Linked DNA regions of Mus musculus: all the other regions are linked to region 1. A link is a loop called in an ENCODE intact Hi-C map of the cell type or tissue named here. Cell type or tissue: left cerebral cortex. All regions are shown on one strand.

The links. Peaks named below come from ENCODE experiments on the same cell type or tissue, not always from the same donor. Only the 100,000 strongest peaks of a DNase experiment are listed, where the experiment ranks them.
Region 2: it touches region 1 in a loop (2.2-fold over the local background); 6 of 42 quality-filtered maps call a loop at or near these places.
Region 3: a loop joins it to region 1, with 2.5 times the contacts of the local background. A loop is called at or near these places in 17 of 42 quality-filtered maps.

What each region holds. Positions count from the first base shown.
Region 1 is chr19:42,031,373-42,039,372 of GRCm38, reverse strand. Ubtd1 (ubiquitin domain containing 1) reads right to left here. Exons shown (of 3, transcript NM_145500.3): 2 at 7,257-7,484; 3 at 4,732-5,784. The coding sequence ends at 5,399. Ankrd2 (ankyrin repeat domain 2 (stretch responsive muscle)) reads right to left here and starts at 3,346. Exons shown (of 9, transcript NM_020033.2): 1 at 3,251-3,346. The coding sequence starts at 3,337. In left cerebral cortex, a CTCF peak has its summit at 3,854 (motif pointing left); DNase peaks (open chromatin) are centred at 919, 3,811, 4,265 and 4,679; H3K27ac peaks cover 416 bases.
Region 2 is chr19:41,928,554-41,936,553 of GRCm38, reverse strand. It overlaps Exosc1 (exosome component 1), which reads left to right and starts at 3,240. Exons shown (of 8, transcript NM_025644.4): 1 at 3,240-3,302; 2 at 3,390-3,505; 3 at 5,124-5,198. The coding sequence starts at 3,272. It overlaps Zdhhc16 (zinc finger, DHHC domain containing 16), which reads right to left and starts at 3,109. Exons shown (of 11, transcript NM_023740.3): 1 at 2,889-3,109; 2 at 1,671-1,816. In left cerebral cortex, no CTCF peak of the experiment used is centred here; DNase peaks (open chromatin) are centred at 3,181 and 3,689; H3K4me3 peaks cover 2,674 bases; H3K27ac peaks cover 933 bases.
Region 3 is chr19:42,140,856-42,148,855 of GRCm38, reverse strand. Marveld1 (MARVEL (membrane-associating) domain containing 1) reads right to left here and starts at 1,467. Exons shown (of 2, transcript NM_183195.2): 1 at 1-1,467. The coding sequence starts at 1,207. The coding sequence ends at 686. In left cerebral cortex, CTCF peaks have their summits at 4,125 (motif pointing left) and 4,150 (motif pointing left); DNase peaks (open chromatin) are centred at 2,165, 3,474, 3,869, 4,140 and 3 more places; H3K4me3 peaks cover 1,703 bases; H3K27ac peaks cover 2,960 bases.

The DNA.
Region 1 (8,000 bases):
AGATGTAGAACTCTCAGTTCCTCCTGCATCATGTCTGCCTGGATGCTGCCATGTTCCCACCTTGATGATAATAGACTGAACCTCTGAACCTGTAAGCCAGCCTCAATTTAATGTTGCCTTATAAGAGTTGCCTTGGTCATGGTATCTGTACACAGCAGTAAAACCCTAAGACCCCTATACACAGTCCCGTATATTTTTAACCTCAATATTATATATAGTGACTAAAACAATGTGAGTGTTTTTATTGTTTAAGGGATAAAGACGGAAAAATCCTGTTCATGTTCATTACAAATAAAAAATTTAAATATTTCCATAGGGTTAGATGGCTCAGGAATTAAAAGCATTGGCTACTCTCCCAGAGGAACAAGGTTTGATTCCTAACACCTACATGACAGCTAACAACTATCTGTAATTCCCGTTCCAGGGGATACAACCCTTTCTTTTGGCCTCTGTAGGTACCAGAAATGCATGTAATGCAAGACATACATGCAGGCAAAAATATTCACACACATAAATTTAACACAAAGCCAAAATGTAAGAAAGTTTCCGTCTGTGGTTGGTTGAGTCCGTAGAGGTAGAACCTAAGGATACAGGGGTCTAATTAGGAAAAAAAAATCGTTTTGATGAGATAATTGTGACCAGAGATGGCAATTTTGGTCTTGGTGTCCCCCAAGCCCCAGGTATTGAACTTAGGTCTTGCAAGGGCTCTACCACTGAGCTACAGTCCCCAGCCCCATCGTCTTTCTCCCCCTAACAACAGCCCTTTCGGCGATATAAAAGCTTGGTAGTTCTATGCTAGATACGGCATTTTTCTCAGAAACGTTCGGCTCTGAATATCCAGAGCTTGGGTAGAGCGGCAGCTTCTGGCTTTCACGGTCACGTGGTCTTGGTATGACGAGCCTCCTCTCTGCATCTGAAGCTCTGGTTTCCCAGACTGCTTCAGTCTTAGTGATGTTCTGGCACTTCTTCCCCAGCGTCTCCTAAGCAGCGTGGGTAGACATATGTGCCCAGGTTGAGGATAACCAGGCAGGAGGGCAGCTGGGGAGAACTTGCCCCTCATGTGGCCCAGGCACCTTGCCCATTCCCACAGAGCCCTGGTTCTAGCCTCTCCCAGGGAAGGTTCTAGGTTTTATTTCCGATGTTTCCCGTTTACTTTGATTTTTCGTAGCGCTGAGCTAGAACTCAGGGCTTCACAGGACAGTCTAACGCTCTATCAAACTCTCTCCCAGTGTTTATTTTGGTGGTCCCTTGACTGCCTTTCTTGCCAGACTTCTGACTACACAACCTGGCAGGTTTGTAGGATTGTATGATTTGGAGTCTCCAGGGCTGTTCTCAGGCATCTTCCTTTAGGAAAAAAGAGATGACCTTGGGCTACAACTAGCTTGTGGGAGTCTGGCTGGATTATGAGGGAGCATCAGGGGGATGGAATTTGGGCTTAATCACCTGCTGTTTCCAGCATTTATTGTGACAGGGCCTGGCATGGAGTAGTTGCTCACTTAACACTTGTTAATCAAACAGACGATGAACAAGTGAATGAGTAATGGCCACACAGACGCAGCATCTCTGCCCATCCGGTAGTTCTTAGTTAATGGAGACTTTACCTGGTGAGCAGCAAATCTATTGCCTTCTATTCCTTCCAATACAGGAGGAATTTACACTCTAGTGCTGCCCTTTTCTTACTCTGACTCCTCTCAGATTTGTTGGTGGGCTGGCAGAGTTTGCATTCATTGAATGTTTATGAAATCGAATGCAGGTCCGGAGTAAGAAGGAAACTCCCACCTGACTCCACAGAACAGACTTCAGCTTAGAGAGGATGCTTGTAAAGACGCTGGCAGGGAGAGGAGCTGGGTGAGAAGGCTGGCACTGTGGGTACCTGTGGCCCTGCAGCCCTGTGGCTATATTTGTTAGATGAATGGATGGGGGAGGACCGTGTCCCCTCACAGAAGCTTCCAGTGTCTTGTGGCCACACTCCAGAGATGACAAGCAGATGACGTTCCTGTCCAGCAGCAGCAGCCATGGGCACACGCTCTCGGGGGAGGGAGGAGCGAGATTCCTGGGATGCTCGGCTGCTGTCCACACTCCCCTTGATAAATCTGAGCTCATCACTTCTCTTAAATGATGGGGGCCTCTGAGTTCCGATAGGCTCCCCCTTCCCCCTCTAATAACATCAGCAACATCAGAACCGGCTCTATAACAGGTCAGACAGTGGCACAGCACTCTTAACAGTCAGTGGTCCTCACTGCTCACGGAGCCTGCACCTCTTACCTGGTCTTCTCTGGTTTGTCCTTGGCCCTCTTTCTAGCCCCAGCTCTTGGTGTCTGTCACACATTTTCATGACCACTTTTATCTATCTGCTGTTTAGCCTCAAGTACCTCTCCCCACATCCCGACCACACTTCTTAATCCCAAAGGTCCAGCTCACACTCCATCCTGACCAGAGTAGTCCCAGAGGACCAGAAGGGCTCACCCACCCATTCATCACTACTCTCCATTTTCCATACGCCCGTTTCTGCCCTCTGCCTTCTTCTTAGTTGATGATACAAATAAAAGGTTACAATTAGTGCCCACCTTCGCCCTACGCACTGGACTCTAGGCTCCTGGTCCTCTACCCCCACCCCAGGGGGGGGTAATCTCACCATGTAGCCCAGGCTGGCTCCACCTCTGAGATTATAGGATTGTACCACCACACCTGGCTCAACTGTTTTTGAATAAGATGTAGAGCAGGACCAGTCAGTAGTCCAGCCCCACTTAACTTAGCCAAGAGAAAACGTACCCGTGTGTGCATTAGGCCTCTGCCAACAGTCCTGGCTAAGTCCCAGCTGCCCTTCCCCATCTCCTTTCCTGACTCCTGTCAGTTTGCTCTCCCGCAGCAACCAGCCCTGGCATCCAGGGGACATTCTGTGTGTGTGTGTGTGTGTGTGTGTGTGTGTCAGGACCTTACCTTTCTGGTTTTCCCAGAGAATACTCATCTGTCTTCTCTGTCCAGTCCAGTCTATCTCTTGAAGCCCAGGTGAGTGGGCAGGGTCTCGGGAAGGCCTGCCCCCTCCAAGTGCCTGTTTGCGGGGCTGAAGCCCCATCTCCCACCACCCACAACCATGTTAGGAACATCCCGCTTGGGCCCTGGGAAGTAGCATGTTGTCTGGACCCAGGTAGCAGCCGACTTTCCCTTCTCATGACAGCACAGATGGACCAACCGTTAACCCTGAGGCCCCCCTCCCTCCCTCCCCGACACCCTTCACCTCAGCTCCCACCTCAGTCTCTTCCTCCTGGGCAAGCCGCTGCTCGATGAGCTCTGTGGCTCTCTGCACCGCCTCGGGCCCCTCCATGGTACCCTCCATGACTGTTTCTGCAAGCCACAGGGCATGGGGTCTTTATAGGCCCAAGCACCCACCCCGCCCACTGGGCGCCTTTGTCATTAGCTCACAGGCTCGTTTCTCCATCTGTCATGAGCTTACTAGCTCAACTCTCCACCTGCCTCCCCCACCTGTCACCTTCACCTCGGACAGCCCCAGGGAGCATGGGAAGCCACTGTCCAGGCCAGGGAACTTGCCCCTCCCCTAACCTCTGGCCTACCAGAGCCAGAAGGCACACCGCCCCGAAGGACAGCTGCGGGAAAGAGGCCTGTCCAGTGTGTCCTCAGTGCTGGGAACTGGCTAAGTCTTAGCCAGGGTGAACGGGCTGCAAAGGACCTACATGCTGCCATTGGTCTGGCTGGAGTGCCACCTGCTGGATGCCCAGAAATGCTGTCTAGCTTGTGCCAGGCAGGGGAGCCTGAAAAACCAAGTATGAGCCCCAGCAGACCTGTGGGCATCCGAGACCTTCTCCAAGCAAGAGCTGGAACGGCTGCTGCCCTCTGGTGGCTGCTATGGGTCCCATGGGCCCTAGGGAAACACGGCTATGCTGCATGGCGTGTCCATTAGCCATGAACAGAACCTGTCCATCTGTTTGTTTCATCTTCCTGGAGTCCTCAGCAGAACCTAGTGTTGTTTTAAGAGCTCAGGAAGTCAGAGTTCAGAGCTAAGGCCATCTCACGAGTACTAGGCGATGCCAGACTGCCGTGGGCGGAGCTGGTCACACTCCCCGAGAACAGAGAATACACAGAGGAAAGGCAGACCTGCACTTGAGCTCCTCGCCTGGGACTCCCAGCCTGGAGCCCGAGGTCATTATGAGCTAGGTTTAATCTGCCAGTGGACTACAAATGTTCCATACTTCTACAACTGCAAGTGGCACCCGAGATTCCCCTCTGGTGATGTACACAGTCCTGCAGAAGAAACAGGAGGAGACAGCCCTGTCTGTCTCTGGCTCGCACATTTCTGGAAGCTTGTCATCCCACGCTCTGACACAGCATCCCATGTGGGCCCTGTGGGGTGGTTGCCACATGGCTATGCTGCCCTCTGTGGGTGCTCCTTCACTTTTCCTATCTGGACCGCCCCCCAACACACACACACACACACACACACACACACACACAGACACATAATTGTCCCAGCAACTGCTGCAGGAGGCAGGGTGGGAGGCACCATCTCTCCATTAAAGGAAAGCAAACTGTGTTCAGAGGTGAAGTGGCCTTTTTCAGGACCCACAGAACACAGCGAGGTTGGATGAGACTAGGGCCCCCAGGAGGAGCATCAGTTGGATGCTCTGCTGTGCCCATCTGCAGCCAAGCCAGCAGAAGCTCTGGGCTCCGGCTGGCTGGCGTGCTGTGAAACAGGAAGTCATGTGCTAGGCAAGAGAGGAGCAAAGGCTTTATTGATAAAATGCAGATGTGTCTGTACACAGGGCCCCGCTGGGCTATGACCAGGCTTCGGACCCCACCCTGCCTGGGTTACAGTTGGGGACAGCCCTGTGCAAACCCCTGCCATGAAGCCTGGCTATCCAGCCACCCGCCTCATCTCTGCAGATTGTGCTGGGTGCAGGGAGAGGCAGAGAGGCCCACCTGAAGCTCCTTAAGCCCTGGGGCCCACCGGGCTCCCTCCCCATCCAGGGGACTGGCACTGTGCCCAGGGCAGAGTCATGGTGAGGGATAAAGGGGAGACAGCAATTGCTTCCAACCCTGAGCAGAAAACTGGAGTGAGCACAGCGTGGCACCAGATGACAGGTCGCCAGGACGGCCCCCATGGCTCCAACCTGTGGTGGAGAGTGCCATGTGCCTTTTCTCCAAGGTTGGCAAGGCCTGTGTGTGGCAGGCAGCACTGCTCCCTGGGTGCTGAGCACTGGTGGATCCAGTGCCCCAGAGGGCAAGTCCCTTCGCAGCTCACTAAGAGCCATACAGCAGGGCGGTGGGAGGCGCCCCTGAAGAAGACAGCAGCACTGGAAGGCGGCAGGACTGGGCCCCACAGCCTGCAGGGCCCCCCATGGCCTCTTTTCCTAGGAGTTGGTGCCGTCAGTCCGTCAGTCCGTCAGTCCTGGGGTGGTGGGGGCTGGTTGATGATGACCTGGATGACGAAGTCTTTTTGAATCTTTGTTTCCTGGAGCCTTGTGCGGTCTGTAAGCAGCTTCCCAGAGAAGAACCATCTCTGCCAGGATGGCTCAATGCCCTCCTGGCTGTGCAGCTGCCTCTTGAGTTGCCCCACCGTGTCAGGCAGGCTGGCATTGAGCCTCACGTCCTTGCCTGTGGAGAGGCGCACTTTCAGTGGGAATTCACGGCGCACACTAGGGGTGGGCTCGGGAGGCTCCAGGCTCTCCTCCTCCGTGTGCTCCAGCAGCAAGTTCACAGGTGGGGACAGGCAATAGATGGGCAGTTGATAGCGGTTACCCAGCTCGTCATAGCATTCACAAAGAGTTCCTGTGGGAAAGGCAGGGTGATCAGTGTAGTCTGGGGGGCCTGATGTCACACACTGAATGCTGTGTCCCCCAAACTCCCATGTTAAGGCATATTTGGAAGGAATAAGATTACACGGGTAAATGACAGGACCAGCTTCCTTTCAAGGAAAAGCCCCAGAGAACCCGAGCAGTCCTCTCTTCCTGCATGCCTACCAAATAAAAACAGAGAACCCACCCAGTCCTCTCTTCTGCACGCCTACCACGTAAAAACAGCAAAAAAACCAAGAAGCATCATCAGGACTAAACAGCTGGGCCTTTGACCTTGGACTTTCCAGTCTCTCAAATTGTGAGAAACAAACTTCTACTGTTTAAGGAGCCTGCCTGTGGTCCTCTGCTACAACAGTGTAAGCAGGTTAATTCACTCACCACAGCTACCTCACTGTCCCTAGCCCTTCCCCATAGTCAGTAGACTGGGGCTAACCTCCTGGTCATCAGGTTCTGGCTCCTCAGCCACAGGATGCTACCTCTTATGTGTTTATTCAACATTGTGGTGGCTGAATGCACATGCAAGTGTTGGGTTGGGTCCCTGTCTCCTTACTGGTATGATATAATGCAGGTGGAAACACATTTATTTAGTCTTCAGTATCCTTGTAAGTGCTGGTACTAGACTAGGTGGTACTATGCACATCACGATTAATCCTTTGTGATTGCAAGAGACTCAGGCTCTAACCTGAGACTTGCCCTGCTCTGGGACATATGGCTAGGAAAAGTCACAAGCTGAGAAAGGAACACAGTCAAGACCCAGGTCTGAAGCCAGGCATGGTGGCGCACGCCTTTGATCCCAGCACTCCGGAGGCAGAGGCAGGTGGATTTCTGAGTTCGAGGGCAGCCTGGTCTACAGAGTGAGTTCCAGGACAGCCAGGGCTATACAGAGAAGCCCTATCTTGAAAAACAAAACAAAAACAAACAAAAAAAGACCCAGGTCTGTGACTGAAGGTCACTGTCACTTTCCCTTCACAGCTAATGAGGGTGCTAGGAACAGAAATGCGGCAATGCAGCAGAAGGTTCCAGATCAGTGCTTCAAATGCTCTCAGGCCCTGAGTGCCTTTTAAACTTGTAGGTTTTATTGGTGTCTTCCTGTCTTCTCACTAGGCAAAGGGGGATTCTGTCCATCCCTCCCTCCTTCCTTTCCTCCTTCTGACAGTCTCATGTAATCTAGGCTGGTCTTGAACTTGAACTTCAGCTCCCCCTGTGTCTACCTCTCATGACCACAGGCATGTGCCACTACGCTTGGTTCTGTGCCTTGTGCTTCTTTGTTCATGCCATAAAGAGTCATTTAAACGAAGAAGACAGTCACACATATAGGCATACTCCTTCATCTCCACCAGCTAAAACAGAAACTTCTCACATGAGAAACTTGCTTTCCACCTCTGCGCTAATGAAACCTCCAGCCCCAGTCCAGGTAAGGACAGAGCCCAGGCCCTGCCTGCTTACCATGAGGCAGGGTGATGCTGGCTCCATCCAGGATGGCCTGAGCCAGCTCATGGTCATTAGCTTCAGCAGCATAGGCAGCAGCCTTGAGGGCATCCCAGATCTCCTTGCGGCCCTCAAAGGCAGGTGCTGTGTCCCAGAACTCATCTCGTTTGCTCCGCAGCTGCCCATCAGTCATGGGATAGTCACTCTTCCACTTGAGCCGCTCCTTCTTCAAGGGCTCATTGCGACCTAGGTAAGACAGGTGCACAGGTTCAGCATCTTGGAAGCCACTTAAGCTGTAACTGACCCCCTCTCTGGCCCTGGCCTATCAGGGACTTCACTCTACCAGTCCCTATGTATTTAGGGCACTGGGACACTTTCTGAATAGCAGGAAAGAGTATGGAAACCCACATTAGGAATATGAAATAAAGATTTCAGGCAAGTATGTTCTTGTCCCTTGTATTTACTTATTTTTATTTTATATGTGTGCACCATGTGCAAGGCTGGTGTCAAAGGAAACCAGTAGAGGAGGGTGTTAAACGTCTTGGAAGTGGAGTTATGAACGGCTGTGAGCTGCCACATGGGAGCTGAAACTAAACGAGGGTCCTCTATAAGAGAAGCAGGTGCTCTTAACCACCGAACCATCGTCTCTCCAGCCCCTGAGCCAAGTATGTTCTGTACAGATGAACCTCAACTTACAATGTACTACTAAATCCATTATAAACTGAAAATATTCTGAGACAAAATTCAGTGTCTATAATCTAC
Region 2 (8,000 bases), 100 kb after region 1:
ACCACATGGTGGCTCACAACCACCCGTAATGAGATCTGATTCCCTCTTCTGGTGTATCTGAAGACAACTACAGTGTACTTACATATAATAAATAAATAAATATTTAAAAAAAAAAAAAAATCTGAGCCACACCACAACTAGACAGTTTTTCAGTAAATAAATAACATAATCTTGGGATTCACAATGTGATCAAACTTGCTGCAACAGTACCATGCTTGTGCCTAGTGCCATAGCCAGAGGATCCCTTGAAACTTTCAGATGGCTGTGAGCTATAAGAACAGTCAACCACCACTTGCATGACATAAGATACTTTGTCTCCAATTTCACTCCCAGTCTTATCCTTGGGATATAGCAACCAAGTTAACTTCAAGTATTCAGAGTATGAGACAGTAGTGGGAGGGACCTGCCCTCTTGGGAGCTTTTCCAGGTCTTCTCTGTTTAAGTAGCATTTCTGTGGTTGATAGTCTTGGCCCCAAAATTCCCAGACACTGACTGCCCAGGCAATGAATACAACTGTGGACACAGAGACACCAACAGACTTTCCATGATAGTCTCATTAGCTTCGTAAAAATAATCTGTTTTAATGATGGATGGATAAGGAATACTGCTTTGCCTTCAGCAACCTCACTGACTTATTTAACAGGCAGCTCATGACCCAGCAGAAACTGGATGCAGCTACTCTGCTGTGGAGATGGGTTTCAGTTCAGTAACTGGAGTAAAGTACTCTCCTTGCACCCTGGCTCAACCCCACTTTAAAAAGTTTTGCAAAAATCATTAATGATCTCCTTCCACAATCTTGGAAACCCCAAGGTGAGATAAAAAGATGCAAAAAAAAAAAAAAAAAAGCCTGCAAGAAAACTGAAGCGTAATGGGGAAAAGACCAATAGCCACTTCACAGGGTAAGAGACCGGCCTTTCCCATCACTTCCTATGAAGCTGAAAGAATTAAAAGGAACTGTTGAAAAGAAAGATTGAGGGGCTGGTGAGATGGCTCAGTGGGTAAGAGCACCCGACTGCTCTTCCGAAGGTCCAGAGTTCAAATCCCAGCAACCACATGGTGGCTCACAACCATCCGTAACAAGATCTGACTCCCTCTTCTGGTGTGTCTGAAGACAGCTACAGTGTACTTACATATAATAATAAATAAATCTTAGAAAAAAAAAAAAAAAAAGAAAGATTGAGGCACACGCCTTTAATATCAGCATTCAGAGGCAGAGGCCAGCCTGGTCTACAGAGTGAGTTTCCAGGACAATCAGTTCTATCTAAAACATAGTGTGTTATCCCACCTAAAAAAAAATAAATAAAGATCCTCAAAACTGGGCATGTGTGTACATCTGGAGACAAGCGGATTAGATAAAAATGATCCTTGGCTTCACAGCCAGTCTGAGACCAGCATGAGATACACGAGAATGTATCTTTATAAAGAATCCGACTGTCAATCACCTTCTCCATCCTTGAGTTCTGTGTGAAATGCCTACTTTAAGGCTCGATTGACCAATTCTCATCTATGTATACCCTATTTAGGGTTCAAATCTTTCCATAAGTAGTCCTGGAACCTTCTTCTCTAAACCTTAAATTCTTATACATACAAATGTATGCGTGTACATACATACATACATATACACACATATGCCCAAGGTTTAAATCAAATGCTTATAAACATCTTAATACCTGGCTTGTAGAAGTATTCAATAAATACTTGTTGAATGAATGACCTGGAGAGATGCAGAACAGGAAAGGCTGGCAGCTGTACAGGAGCCAGCAAAGACACTCTCACCAATGTGATAACACCCAAGTATTTGCTGCGCTCATCCTTTCTGATTAACAAAGAAATAAAACCAGTATTAGAATCATAGCTCTAGAGATCAATAACCTAGAGGACAAATCAAACCGGAAATCAAACCCGTAAAATGGAAAGCTTGTGGTGCCTATCAACTCTGAGTGAACAGAGTGAGACCAGGACCCTCTCCCCTCAGCCTAATGGGATATCAGGATAATGACGAGGCTAGAAAAAGACGTATTAAATGGGCCACAAGTGAAAAAGTTTTCCCTCAGGAAACAGAGAAAAAGCAAAGTCGTATTTACATCTAAATGTGGCGGGAAGGCACGAATGACCTGAATGCACGGAGGAGGAATAAAGCCAGCATAATTTCTCCACACTCCAAGTACTGCCACCTCTCAGTAGGACCCACAGGCCACAGTGGCCATCTGCCACCAGATTAGAGATTAGCAGGCAAGAGCACTCCCCTAAATCACCATCTGTATCTCAAAGAAGCCTGGCTGACAGGGAGGGAAGGGGAGAGAGCAATAAACTCCAGAGCCAATAGATGAAAGTGAGATCAAAGTCATGGCAAATTTCATCCGGAAAAAGCTGCTGCTCCCGGAACCTTTGCCACCTCAAGCTGATGTCAGATATCAATAAAGCACAATATTCTATTAATGAAGGCTTCTTTCCCGGCTAACATGCTAAAAGGGAAAAAAAAGCAAAAGGAATGCTATGCTAACGTCAAGCTGCTCATTCATAGTTAAGGAGCTCACACTCTATAGAGTATCTGCCTGCAAGAGAAGAAACTGTCGTTCTACAAAACTAGAAAAAGGTTGTGTCTCCAGGTGCAGCAGGGTCCATCTATGATGGGCTCAGGTCCAAAAAAAAAAAAAAAATCGGCTTAAGCTTGGGCTGTCTCGAACCAACTTCGACACTTTGTTGTACAAAGCAAACCTGGATCTGAGTCTTCAAACTCATGAAATGGGCGAGTTGGGGCTGAAAATGCGTTCGGACCTAGGAGGACGCATCCACGCAGGGCAGGTCGTAGAGAGATCAGGAACTTAACTTAAAGGCCTGGACACCGGGACTCGGATGGGAAGCAAGAACCGCGCCTTTACTCTTACCTGCCTCCTGCCAGCTTCTCAATCAGCCAGATTAGGCCCAGTCTCCCTGTCCGCCACCCACTGCCTCCCCTTCCAGCTCAGGACCCAGGCCGGGCCGAGCTAAGGCTGACCCACCATGGCCCTCAGCCCACAGCGCTAGCCAGCGGACCGGGACCCGCCGCCCGCCCATCACCACCCAGCTGCGCAGGCGCGAGGCCCGGAGCCCGCAAAGGCACGCCCAGAGATCTGTCCCGGGGCAGCCTGGGAAATGGAGTCAGACCTCGCTCTTACACCCCGTGCGGTCGAAGGCGCCAATTGGTACTCGTGTAACTGCGAGGCCGCTCCTCTAGCTGACCAATGAGAAGTCGTCTTGGTTCTCATCCGGGTTGTGGATGGTGGCAAGCATGGCACCACCGGTGAGGTACTGCATCCCCGGTAAGTGAGCGGTCTCCGCACGCAGTTCCAGGCTGTGTGGCAACCAGCTTCTGGGAGCCCGTGGCTGAGGCAGCTTGTCTTCTGCAGGCGAACGTCTGTGTAACTTGGAGGAAGGCAGCCCCGGCAGCGGCACCTACACCCGGCATGGCTACATCTTTTCGTCGCTGGCTGGCTGCCTGATGAAGACCAGCGAGAATGGCGCGGTAAAGGAAGCGGCTACCCAGCGCGCGTTCCCTCTCCGGGTGCCGTTGAGTTCCGGTCCTTGGGCACAGGCAGAGCGGGCGGACGCGTCTTTGGTGGCTCAGCCGCAGAACGCTTTGGTCTCCCGGCTGTGATCTCTGCGCTGTGCTGAAGCACACCGGCCGCACACCCGTTAGGTTAATCTGACTTAAGTTCTGTGGATGCACACAGAAGGAAGTGGAGGGAAAAGCACGCAAATGTAAGAGTAGCCCAGCCAGCCGAGAGCTTCCTCACGTGGTACATCTCGACTACCCCTCCGCTTTCATGTGTCCCACGTCACTGACATCAATGTAGTAATGCTGGCGATTTCCAGTGTCTTAGTGCACTAAGCTCGCTCTTGTCGCGAAGCCTGTGCAATTCACGTGTCGTCTATCTGGAACACACTCCTGCTCAACCCCTTTATTTAATCGGTTTTTTTAGTTGTTTTTTTTTTTTCCCAGAGAAGCCCTTCTGGACCTTCTGACTAAAAAAAAGTGGGTTTGGTGGCAGAAGGATCGATATGCCCAAGAATCTCCCTCCAGGGCACTTATTTAAATGTTACTCTTGATCACTAGATTCTTGCCCAACTAGACATTTAAGTGGAGCCACGATTGGTGGTACACCAGCGTATCCCCAGCTTCTAACAGGCACAGATAAAAGCAATCGTTGATACATGTAAGACGATAAAAAATAAATAAAAACTAAAACCTTAGACTTGTGGCTCATCAGTACAGAGCTTACGTAGTATGCTGACCCTGGGACCACAGATCCAATCTCCCGAAAAAATAAAAACTCTTTAGGAACTGGCTAGACCTAAACATCTCTCTTTGTGTTGAGCTTATTTGTAAAAACAGATTCCAGTCTGTTGGTTCTGGAGATAAAGTCAGCCTCAGCCTGTGTGTTTAGTCACTGCATCGATGTCTCTTGAGCACTTTCAATGTGACCTGCTCAGGGCTGCCCTTATTTGCTACTGGGGATAGAGTCACGAGCCCAATACACAGCTTTTCTTACTGAGGAGGCGGACAGAAATCATGAGCAAATGTACAAAAGAATTGTGCGGTACAATAAGAACATGTAACAGGCTCTGTGCATTCTAGACAGTGACAGGATTTAGTCATCTGAATATAAGTAGAGGTGGAGGAGAGCAAAGAATGTGATCCTCCTGTAGAGAATGGGTTAGACGGACACTGACATGGGAGGGACTTAGTAAGGTGAGGAAACCGCACCAAGCAAGAGAGGTAAGATGGTACTTGCCAGCTGCCATTGGACTAAAACAAGAGTTGCCATTCTGTAGCATTTAATTGCAAGATCTGACTTATGAAGTGTAAAAAAAAAAAAAAAAAGTATAGCTTGGAAGAGTCAGGATATTCATAATTATAAGCAAAAGGATTTGTACCAGGAAATTCCAAGAGAATCTTCAGTAATTTACAACTAATCAGAAAGGCTATATTAAACCTGGCCACCTAATTCTAATGGCTTCTGATCCTCTATTTCCTAAAATGACTGATGTCCTCTGCTATAGGCTAAAAACTAATCTACAGGCTGCTTTCTCAAACCAAGGCTTACTTAGCCACTACACTGACCTTTCTATTTTCTCCACAGGTTCCCGTGGTGTCAGTGATGAGAGAAACAGAGTCCCAGTTGCTTCCAGATGTGGGAGCTGTCGTCACCTGTAAGGTGAGCGGGTCCTAGTCACTGTGCTATAGCTGCCATGGTCGGCTGCTGAATTCAGTAGTCGCCTGGCTATATAGGGCTGTTGAAGTTTATTTGGATGTGTTGACTCAGGCCTTTAATCCCAGTACTTAGAAGGCAGAGGCAGGTAGATACGTGAGGCCAGCCTGGTCTACTGAGTGGTTTCAGAACAGCCAGGGCTTCCTAGAGAAACCCTGTCTCAAAAGAAAAGAAAAATGAAAATTTTATTTTTAGCCAGGCTACAATATAGATACGATTCATCCTATCTGTGGTCTCAGTATCTGGAAGCTGAACAGAGTTATTGGACAGTAGTTCAAGACCAGAATAGGCTACAGAGTGAGACCCTGTACCCCACAGTCCCAACGCTCTTCACATTTTAAGTAATCAGTAGCAAATCGTGGTTAGTGACTGCCATATTGGCTGGCATAGGACTTTTGTTTGGGGGGTGTGGGAAAGTGATGGACTCCTCTGAAGTACACCCTTGGGTCTAGCAAATGATTCTTTATTTTGTTTTGTTTTATCGCGTGTGAATAGTCACCTTGTCTGCGTCATATGCATGCCTGGTGCCACAAAGCCTAGGGAAGGGTGTGGCACCCCCTGGGACTGAAGGCGCAGATGACTATAGGCCCTCGTGTGCCTGCTAGGAATTGAATCCAGACCCTCTACCAGGGCAGCCAGTGCTCTGTAACTGCTGAGCCATCTGTCCAGCCCCAGGAAATGACATCACAGAAAGTTTTGCAGGCATAGGTGCACACTCCTCAGATGGTGCTTGAGAGGTGGGGGATCTCAAAGGGGAGCCGGGCTGCGTGGTAGATCTGTGTCCCAAAGAGAGAAGACAGACTGGGCAGCATGTGCCTTTAATGCCACCACTCAAGAGGCAGAAGCGGGCGTATCTCTGTGGTTCAAGGCCGACCTGGTGTACATGGCTAGTGCTGATACGGGGGGGGGGGGGGGGGGGCTACATAGTAAGACCCTGTCTTAAACAAAGGGGAAAAGGGGAGGGGTGGGGGAGAGCATGGGTCAGTCAGTAAGGTGGCTTATCTGGTCAGTCACTTTCCATGCAAGCCTGCTGACCCATGTAAATATGAATCCAGGAGAAAACCAACTCAACAATGGTGTCTGGTCTGATCAACTTGCCACATACTAGAGTTAACCTGGAAAGAGGGAGCCTCAGTTGAGGATTGGCCTCTGTCAGCTTGGCCTGTCTATGGGACATTTTCTTGATTGACATTTGATATGGGATGGCCCAGGCCATTGTGGGCAGTGCCACCACTAGGTTAATGATCTTGGATTGTATAAGAAAGCTAGCTGGGTAAGCCAAGGAGAGCCAGTAAGCAGCACTTCTCCATGGCCTCTGCTTCTCTTCCTGACCCTAAGGTTTTGCCTTTACGTTTCTTGGCTTTCCCTGATAATGGACTGTAATGTTAGGAGTCTTCCCAAGTTACTTTTGGTCTGTGTATTTATCACAGTAACAGAAAGTAAACCGAACAGACCTCCACACTTCTGCACTTCTGCTGTGGGACATGAGCCTGCACTCAGTGCACCCAACACACACTACTACTACTACTACTAATAATAATAATGAATTTCTAAAAGGTGAGAAAGGCTTGCTCTGTTTATTTTGTTTGAAGAAGTTTCACTGTACTCTGTTGATCTGAAGACTTCCAGGATCAAGGTAGATAGTTCAGCATCACCATTTCCTATGCAGTGAGTTAAGATCCCAGCCTAGCATCAAGAATTCATAATTCCGGGCTGGAGAGATGGCTCAGCGGGTAAGAGCACTGACTGCTCTTCTGAAGGTCCTGAGTTCAAATCCCAGCAACCACATGGTGGCTCACAACCATCTGTAATGAGATCTGATGCCCTCTTCTGATGTGTCTGAAGACAGCTACAGTGTACTTAGATATAATAATAAATAAAAGAATCAATATTAAAAAAAAAAAAGAATTCATAATTCCCACGAGGCTGTTTCTGCTCATGTCTGGAAAAAGGGTGTTCTTTCTCTTTTTCCTTGAAAAAGTTTCATCCTATAGTGCTCGATGCTCTGGAACTTACTGTGTAGCCCAGGGCTGGCCTCAGACTATTACAGTAAAAAATATTGTGTTGTTCTGAAAATGTTACAAAGTCACAATGATCTCATTGTCAAGGAATTAGCTGAAATGTAGATTACATTCCATCCACAGACTAGGTTCTTGTGTTAAGGGGCTAGATTGTTATCCTATACTGTATATTTATGTAAAACTTAGTGGGCTTTGTTTTTGTTGTTGTTGTTGTTGTTGTTGTTTTATTAAATTTTGAGCCAGTCCTTGGTGGCTCACATCCTTAAATCCTAGCACTTGGGAAGCAGAGGCAGGCAGGCTGTCCAAGTTCAAGAACAGCCAGGGCTACACCGAGAAGCCCTGTCTGGGGGAGTGGGAAAGAAGGACCAGTGAGAGAGCGTTGCTGAGGCTGGGTTCAGACTTGCAGCTATGAAGAACAAGCTGGTTTCAGTTTGAGAGCCTCCTGTGTCAACCTCTGTGGTAGCTAGGACTGTATTGTAGACAATTCACCACAACACCACACCTGATTTAGGCTTACTGAGTACTTTTTAAAATCAATACTGTATATTCTCTTTGAATTCTCATAATAGCACTGTAGCCACTGTGGCTTAAGCCCACAGACTTGTCTTAGATGGGTGCTGACTTCCCTTAAACTGGATGGACAGATGGCTCTTGGGTTAGGGGCACTGGCTGCTCTCAGTTCCCAGCGTCAACTTTGAGCAGGTCAGCTGCCTGGGACAGCATTTTC
Region 3 (8,000 bases), 110 kb before region 1:
GTTAGTACAGTTGGCCCAATCTGAATGAACACCAAGGATTTAGGCGGAGAGAAGACTTGCGTCGTTAAGTAAGGTATAGCCAGCAGGCCTTTGCTATCCACCACTTCTGTAGCTGACTCCACCCAAAGACTTCGTAGACGTAGGGCTGCGCAGGGAGAGAGCCAAACTACAACTAAAGACGTCATCCATCATCCATCCTAGCACTAGCTAAAGCCTGTCCCCAGCTCCTCTTGCAGCTGCCTGACTGCATTCTACACCTCCCTAGGCTGGAAGAGGGGGCAGGGAAGGGATGCTCTTCCGACTGCAGGGCAGGAGGGAGGGGGCAATGGCGCAGTCCAAAGACTGGTTCCAATTTGGGAGCCTCCCCCGGATCTACGCGGCGGCGCCTGTCCACGTCTAGCTCTCGACAGGGAATGAGGAAAGGGACTTCCAGGCTTCGCCTGAAGCGGCCCAACTGGGTGTGTGCGTCGGCGCCTCGGATGGCTGCGTGGGTCCCTGGAAGCTGATATCTGGGCTGAGCTGCGGTACAGCAGTCAGACTAGAACTGAACGTCGGGGATCCAGGGCGCGGGCAGTGGAAACGCAGGCAGGGAGAGGGTGCAGGGGCACACCGGCACTAGGCGGCGGCAGGAAGGGTTCGGGAGGGATTCCCTAAACCGATCTGGGCCGCGGTGGAGCGGGTGGCCTCACACCACCTCCTCCTTGCCCTGGTAGCGACGGCAGCAGCCGTAGAGTGCCGAGAGTAGGTAGAGGCCGAGGCAGAGGCCGCCGCAGACAGAGGCCGCCAGGAAGGCATGGTAGGCGCAGGGCAGCCGGTAGTTCTTGAGGTTGCAGTAGCTGTGGCGCTGCGTCTGGTCGATCATGATGCCCGTCGCCGCCCCGTAGAGAGCAGCCGCCAGCAGGTCGTGCGCCACGTTGACCACGAGCCAGCGCGAGCCCAGCACGGGCACCAGCTCCTGCTTGCCCAACAGCGTGATGAAGTAGAGCCCCAGGGTGAGCAGCCAGAAGAGCACGGACACGAAGAGCGCGAAGTGCACCGGGCCCTGGTACTTGCTGGTGGCAATGGTGATCCAGAAGGCGGCTCCGGCCAGCAGCTGCAGCAGCCGCAGCACGCCCAGCGGGCCGCGCAGGAAAGCCCGCTGCAGGCGCAGGGAGCCGCGGGCCGTGCGCGCCTGGGGCGGCGGCTGGCGCGGGGGCGGCGGGAGCATGGCCCCCGGACGCGGCGGCGGCGGCGGCGGCGCCCCGAGCAGCGGAATGGCGGCGCCTTGCTCGCGGGGGCGGCCCGAGCCCGGGCCCGCTGCTCCCGCTGCTCCCGCTGCTCCCGCTGCTCCCGCTGCTCCCGCTGCTCCCGCTGCTCCCGCTGCTCCGAGGCCTGCCCTCCTCCCTCTACTTCAAGTCCTCAGCGCTGCTTCTCATCGGCACCCTTCCTCCCTTCTCTCCTTTTTCTCCCTCTCTCCAGCCCTCCTACTCGCTCTTTGGCCGTCCCCTTCGTTGGTCTCCACCCCTCCTCGCGCCTCCCAGCTTCCTGCCGTCGCGCCCTCCACCCTGGCTACCCCCCCTTTCTCCTCCGCTCCCATTCCTTCCTTCTGCAGCCAGGGCTGAATGCCCGCACCCCCCTGGCCCATGACAGGCCTTTTGCCCAGGCTGCTGGGCCAAGTTTGCCACATCTGGAGCCACCCCAGCCCTTCCTGCCTCGCAGGCCTGGCCGATCTTAGGTCTTCGAGAAGAAAGCTACAACAGCCTCTGCCCAGCCTGTGGCTGGACCCTCTTGATTCTCTCCAGTCACAGGAGACTGGAGACATAATTCTCTCCCATCGAGGCGTCCCATCAAGCCTGAGTAAGCAGGAGGTCTGAACTGACAGTTGTTCTCACTGGGACATCCTCAGTACCCTTCACTTGCCCACCACAAACTCGCCTGTCCAAAGCTGGTCTCAGACTGTCTTGCCATGAAGGTCTCTTGGTCAGTGTAAGAAAACTATCACTCACTGGAGGCCCAGCTGCCTTACCCACAGCGCACAGAGCATAGCAACGCCAAACACTTCGACCATTCCTTCCTGGCCATCTTTGCGTCTTGCTTAGATTAAAAACATGTCACCTAACATGGTCAGGACAGGCCTAGGTCTCAGAGATGGCATGTCCCGTATGCTTAACTATTGACCTAGATGGCAAGGATCCCAACGATGCCAAGGTTCATTGACATTACAGGGCCCTCTCTATGTAAGCTTCCCGCGACCCAAGACAGGAGAGCAATAGTTGTTTTCATTTTTCCTGAAGACTGAAGGGTTTCAGACCAGGAAGCCAGAGATGGCTTCTCTGCTCTCCACCCCACCAAAGAGCCAACCTTTGTGCTTCAGCAATGTTACACAACTGACCTGGCTGTTCCCAACCCAGTATGGAGCTGTGTCCTGTCAATGTGGCACATTACATAATCTGTCCCCAACCAACTTCCAGTTTCTTGGGTTTTTTCCACTTCCTTCCCCAACTCATGTCCAAACTCTGTCACTTATGAACTGCAAGTTTCCCACATGAACTCAGAATGCTCTTTATTTTCCAGACACTCCCTCACCAGCAGACATACCCAGTTTAAGCACTTACTGGTTTAAGGTTGAGCTCCCCACATTGACAATTATTTGTTTGTCTGGGCCTCCATTTGAATCATCCCTAGTTCTGAGTCTACTACATCAAAAACTGGTCTATTCTGGCTTATCCATCTTTGCCTGAGCCTGGCATGTAGGAGCCCCTCAGTACATACAAATGGAGTTGCTTGCCAATTGGCTGCAGGAATAGTACTGGACCTAAGTGTGGTGATTTGAATAGATACATCCCACATAAACTCACTGCTTAGCCCATAAGGATTGGCACCGTTAAGAGGTGTAGCCTTGTTGGAATCAGTGTGGCCTTGCTAGAGGACCTGTTTCACTGTGGCTGTGGGCTTTAAGGTCTCATGTGCTCAAGCTGGAACACTGTGGAACACAGTCTCTTTCTGCTGCCTGCGGATCAAGATGTAGAATTCTCAGCTCCTTCTCCAGCACCATGTATGCCTGCATGCCACCATGCTTCTTGCCATGACACTGTAACAAGAGTTTTAGTGGTAAGGGTATCTCTTCACAGCCATAAAACCCTAACTAAGACACTAAGCAAGCCACATTTGCCTACAGGACAATGCCTGCATCAAACCACAGCTGATCATACACTTCAGAGTCCCATCCCCTTGGCCTGGAACAGTAGGTGCCCTTCCCTGCAGCCTGGTTCCCCTTTGAAGAAAAAAACTTTGGCCTGTCACTGCCACCCCAGTACATACTACTCAAGAAAGCTCCAGATGCATATTATAAATGCTTAAATTGTGGTGTGTAGCATACCCACACAAGACAGCATAGCCTTTCTTACTTGAGTTCTGTCCCTTAGCAACCAGCAAGTGCCAACACTTGAGAACAAGAGTGAGTTCTTCACTCCATTGCTCACTCCATCGTCGGGCACGGAGGAGGGGTTTCCCAGCCCTCTGTGCCTGATTACTTCATCTGTAAAATAATTTCATGCAGCAAGCAGACAATGAGAGCTTATTAAACACTGAGCACCATTTTAGAGGCCAGGGATGTAAGATATGTGTGGTTTGGGGAAGGGGATGTTTATTGTGCTAGACCCCGTGGAAGAAGTTGTATTTACTGCTCCTGGTGATGGTGTTCTGAGCTCTGACCCACCAATAGGGACCAAGAGTGGGTTCAGAGCGTTGAAGCAGTTGACCTTGTTTCAGGAGCTGCTAGGGCACAGATGAAGATGACTTCTCATCCACAATCCTAGCACTTTTATATATTTCTCATGTTCTGTTTACAGCTACACTGGCAGGGACCCAGAAAAGTGACGCAGAGTCTGTGTCCCACTGGAAAATCCAGACCTGTATGTTCTGATCCTAACTTAGCAGCCCCTGGAACGATGTGCTTAGTGCCCTTGCCTATGGCTGAGACTCTAAAGTGCATCTAGCAGTTGAATCTGGATGCTGGACCGCTGAAGGGAGCAGGGAGCCTATTAACATTAGGAGGAAGGAAAGAATTCTTCCATCTTAAAAAAAAAAAAAAAAAAAAAAAAAGGCAGCAGGAGATGTGTGGGTTAGGGCGCCACCTGGTGGACATGAACTTTCAGCTTCAAGCGTCTCCACTGGGCTCCTTACATGGAAGAGTTCTTTCAAAAGCTTTGGGACGATATTTTTAGCTTCTGGAATCTTGAAAACATTCTAAAAGGAGGCGGAACAGACTCTCTGGAAAAGTGTAAGTATACAGTTTTAGAGAAAAGCTTTGATTCTGTCCTACTCAATAAATCTAAGCACCTTCCAGATACAAACACAGAATGTCAGAAGGAAGAGGACTTTTTTTTTTTTTTTTTTTTTTTTTTTGAGATAGGGTTTCTCTGTGTAGCCCTGGAACTCACTCTGTAGAACAGGCTGGCCTCGAACTCAGAAATCCGCCTGACTCTGCCTCCCAAGTGCTGGGATTCAAGGTGTGCGTCACCACTGCCCGGCGGAAGAGAGTTTATTCCTGTTCTCAAGTGTTGGCACTCACTGGTTGCTAAGGGACAAAAGAGGTCAAGGAAAGGAAGGTTATAAGCAAACCACAAAAGAGGAGGGAGTTTTGACAGGACGACTGGGGAATTTTCAGTCACAAGTGTCATAGAGGGTGGGTAGTACTCAGACAAGAGGAAACTGAAGACAAACTTTGGGTGGGGCTATCCCCAGGGGGCTCTGAGCTTGCTGGAGTCTCCCCTGGGTATACCCAGAATATAAGACCATGGCACATATATGACCCCTCTTTGTGTGTACGCAGCCTGCAACCTGGGGATAAGGCAATTCGTTTCTCCATAGAGGAGGAGAGTTTTGCAGTTAAGTGACTTGATTGTTGTTGTTGTTGCTGCTGTTGTTGTTTTGTTGTTGTTGTTGTTTTTTCAAGACAGGTAGCCCTGGCTGTCCTGGAACTCACTTTGTAGACCAGGCTGCCCTTGAACTCAGAAATCCACCTGCCTCTGCCTCCCGAGTGCTGGGATTAAAGGCGTGCGCCACCACGCCCGGCTTAAGTGATTTGTTAATCCAGTCCCTCACAGGGTCCCCAGGCCACAAGCAGCCTGAACTCTGGATAGGAGCAGGAGCTAGGGACAAAAGTCTGGGCCTGGGGGCTGGTGAGATGGCTCAGTGGGTAAGAGCACCTGATTGCTTTTCCGAAGGTCCGAAGTTCAAATCCCAGCAACCACATGGTGGCTCACAACCACCGGTAATAAGATCTGACTCCCTACTGATCCATTTCTCTAGCCCTGTGTCAATTATATATTTTTTATTTTATTTATTTATTATATGTAAGTACACTGTAGCTGTCTTCAGACACTCCAGAAGAGGGAGTCAGAACACCCCTGGGGTCTCTTCTTGATGGCAAGACATCAGGGGCAACAGTGAGCACCTGGGGACCTTGTGGTCTGGTTAGCTAACATCCCATGGAGTGGGCAGGCGGTGGGATAAGACTGCTATTCAAATTCCTTTTCCAGCTGTCCAGGCCCAGACTTTTTTTTTTGAGTCTTGCCATCAAGAAGAGACCCCAGGGGTGTTAATGGAGCCTCCCACTGGACTTCACGTTCTAGGGTAGCCTGGACTACATGAAACTCTCTCTCAAAAGAAAAAGGGAAGAAAATGATAAACCATTTGGCCATTAGTTGTGTGTGTGTCTCCATGTTTAAATGTTTGCATAAGTGTATACGCAAGTGTATGTGGAAGCCAGAGGTTGACACTGAGTGTCTTCCTCTATCTCTCTAAGTTATTTTTAAAATCATGTCTGCAGTGGTTTGAATAAGAATGGCCCCCCACAGGCTCATTGATGTGAATGCTTAGTCATGGGGTAGAGGGCACTACTTGAAAGGTTTAAGGCATGTGGCCTTGTTGGAGTATGTGTGGTCGTTTAGGAAATATGTTACTTCACTAGGGATGGGCTTTGAAGTTTCAAATGCTCAAGCCAGGCCCAGTGTCTTTCTTTCTTCCTGCCATCTGCAGCTCTGGATGTTGAACTTCTGAGCTACCTCTCCAGCATCCTGTCTGCCTTTGTGCCACCATGCTTCCCACTGTGATAACGGACTAAACCTTGGAAACTGTAAGCAACCCCCAAATAAATGCTTTCCTTTATAAAAAAAAAAGTTGCCATGATCATGGTGGCTCTTCGCAGCAATAGGACAAAAGGTTTTTTGTGTATATGTGTACATGTGTGTCTGGGTAGGGCTATACACATGTGTATGTGTGCAAGTGTGAGTATAGGCATAGAGAGAGAGGCCAGAAGAGGGCATTAGGTGTTCTCCGGTACTCTCTTCCTCTGAAACAGTCTTTCCTAAACCCGAGGCTTGCATTTTCTCTGATAGACTGGAAGCCAGAAGATGCTACCCACACTGGAGCTGGGGCTGCAGGAGTTTGTGTGGACATTTGCTTTATTATGTTAGTCCTCTCTCCCTCCTCCCTCCCTCCTCCCAACAACTTGGTGCTTTAAATATGTTTGGCCCCCATAGACTCATGTGATTGAATGTTTAGTCCATGGGGTGTGGAGCTATTAGGAGGTGTGGCTTTGTTGGAGTAGGAGTAGCCTTATTGGACGAAGTGTGACACTATGGGGTGGGCTTTAAAGTCTTTATCCCCAAGCTCCGCCCAGTGTGGAAAGAGCCTTCTCCTGGCTGCTTGCTGAAGACAGTCTCCTGCTGGCTTCTTGTGGATCAAGGAGCTCTTAGCTCCTCCAGCACCACATCTGCCTGCAGGATGTGCTTGCTTCCCACCATGGTGATAATGGACTGAACCTCTGAAACTGTAAGCCATCCCCAATTGAATGTTCGCCTTTATAAGAATTGCTTGGTCAGGCTGGTGAGATGGCTCAGTAGTTAAGAGCACCAACTGCTCTTCCAAAGGTCCTGAGTTCAAATCCCAGCAAGCACATGGTGGCTCACAACCATCCGTAACAAGATCTGACGCCCTCTTCTGGAGTGTCCGAAGACAGCTACAGTGTACTCACATATAATAAAATAAAATAAATAAATCTTTTTTAAAATGTATAAAAAAAAAGAATTGCTTGATCATGGTGTCTCTTCACAACAATAAAACCCCAACTGAGCCTCTAAGCCTCACACATTCTCTCTCTCTCTCTCTCTCTCTCTCTCTCTCTCTCAGGACAGGGCATAGATAGATAAATAGATAGATAGATAGATAGATAGATAGATAGATAGATAGATAGATAGATAGATAGCATAGCTCTGACTGCCCTGGAACTCACTATGTAGCCCAGGCTAGTTTTGAACTCCCAGATATCCTTTTGCCTCAACTTCCTGAGTACTGGTATTGAAGGTATGTGCCACCATGCCTAGCAGGGTGCTGGGATCTGAACTCTGATTCTCCTGATTTTGCAGCAAGTGCTCTTAATCACCAAACCACCTCCCCAGACCCTGTCTCAACCTTACCATGTTGTTTTTGCTATTTGATTTTTTAAAAGTATGTCTGAGTGTTTTGCCTGCATGCGTGCCTATATATGAAATACATGCTTAGTGGCCTCAGAGGCCAGAAGAGGGCAGGTTAGATCTTCTGGTTGAGTTAAAGATGGTGTTGAGCCACCATGTGGGTGCTGAGAATTGAGCCTAGGTCCTCTGGAAGAGAATCTAGTGCTCTTACTCATTTAGCAATCGCTCCAACCTTCACCTTATTGTTTGAGGTGTATTTTTGAGCTCTCACAGAACCTGAAGCTTGCCAATTTGTCTAGACTGGCTGTTCAGCTACCCCAGGGATGCTCTTATCTCTGCATCTCCAGCTCTGGGATAGCAGGTGTACACTATCATGGTTTTGTTGTTGTTTATTTGTTTTTGTTGTTTGTTTGTTTTCGTGAATTCTGGAGATTCGAACTCAGGTCCTCATGCTTGTGTGGAAACCACTTTACCAACTGAGTTCACTTTTTCCTTGTCCTGCAGTGAAAACGAAACCATAATGTATCAATAATGTATCGAATC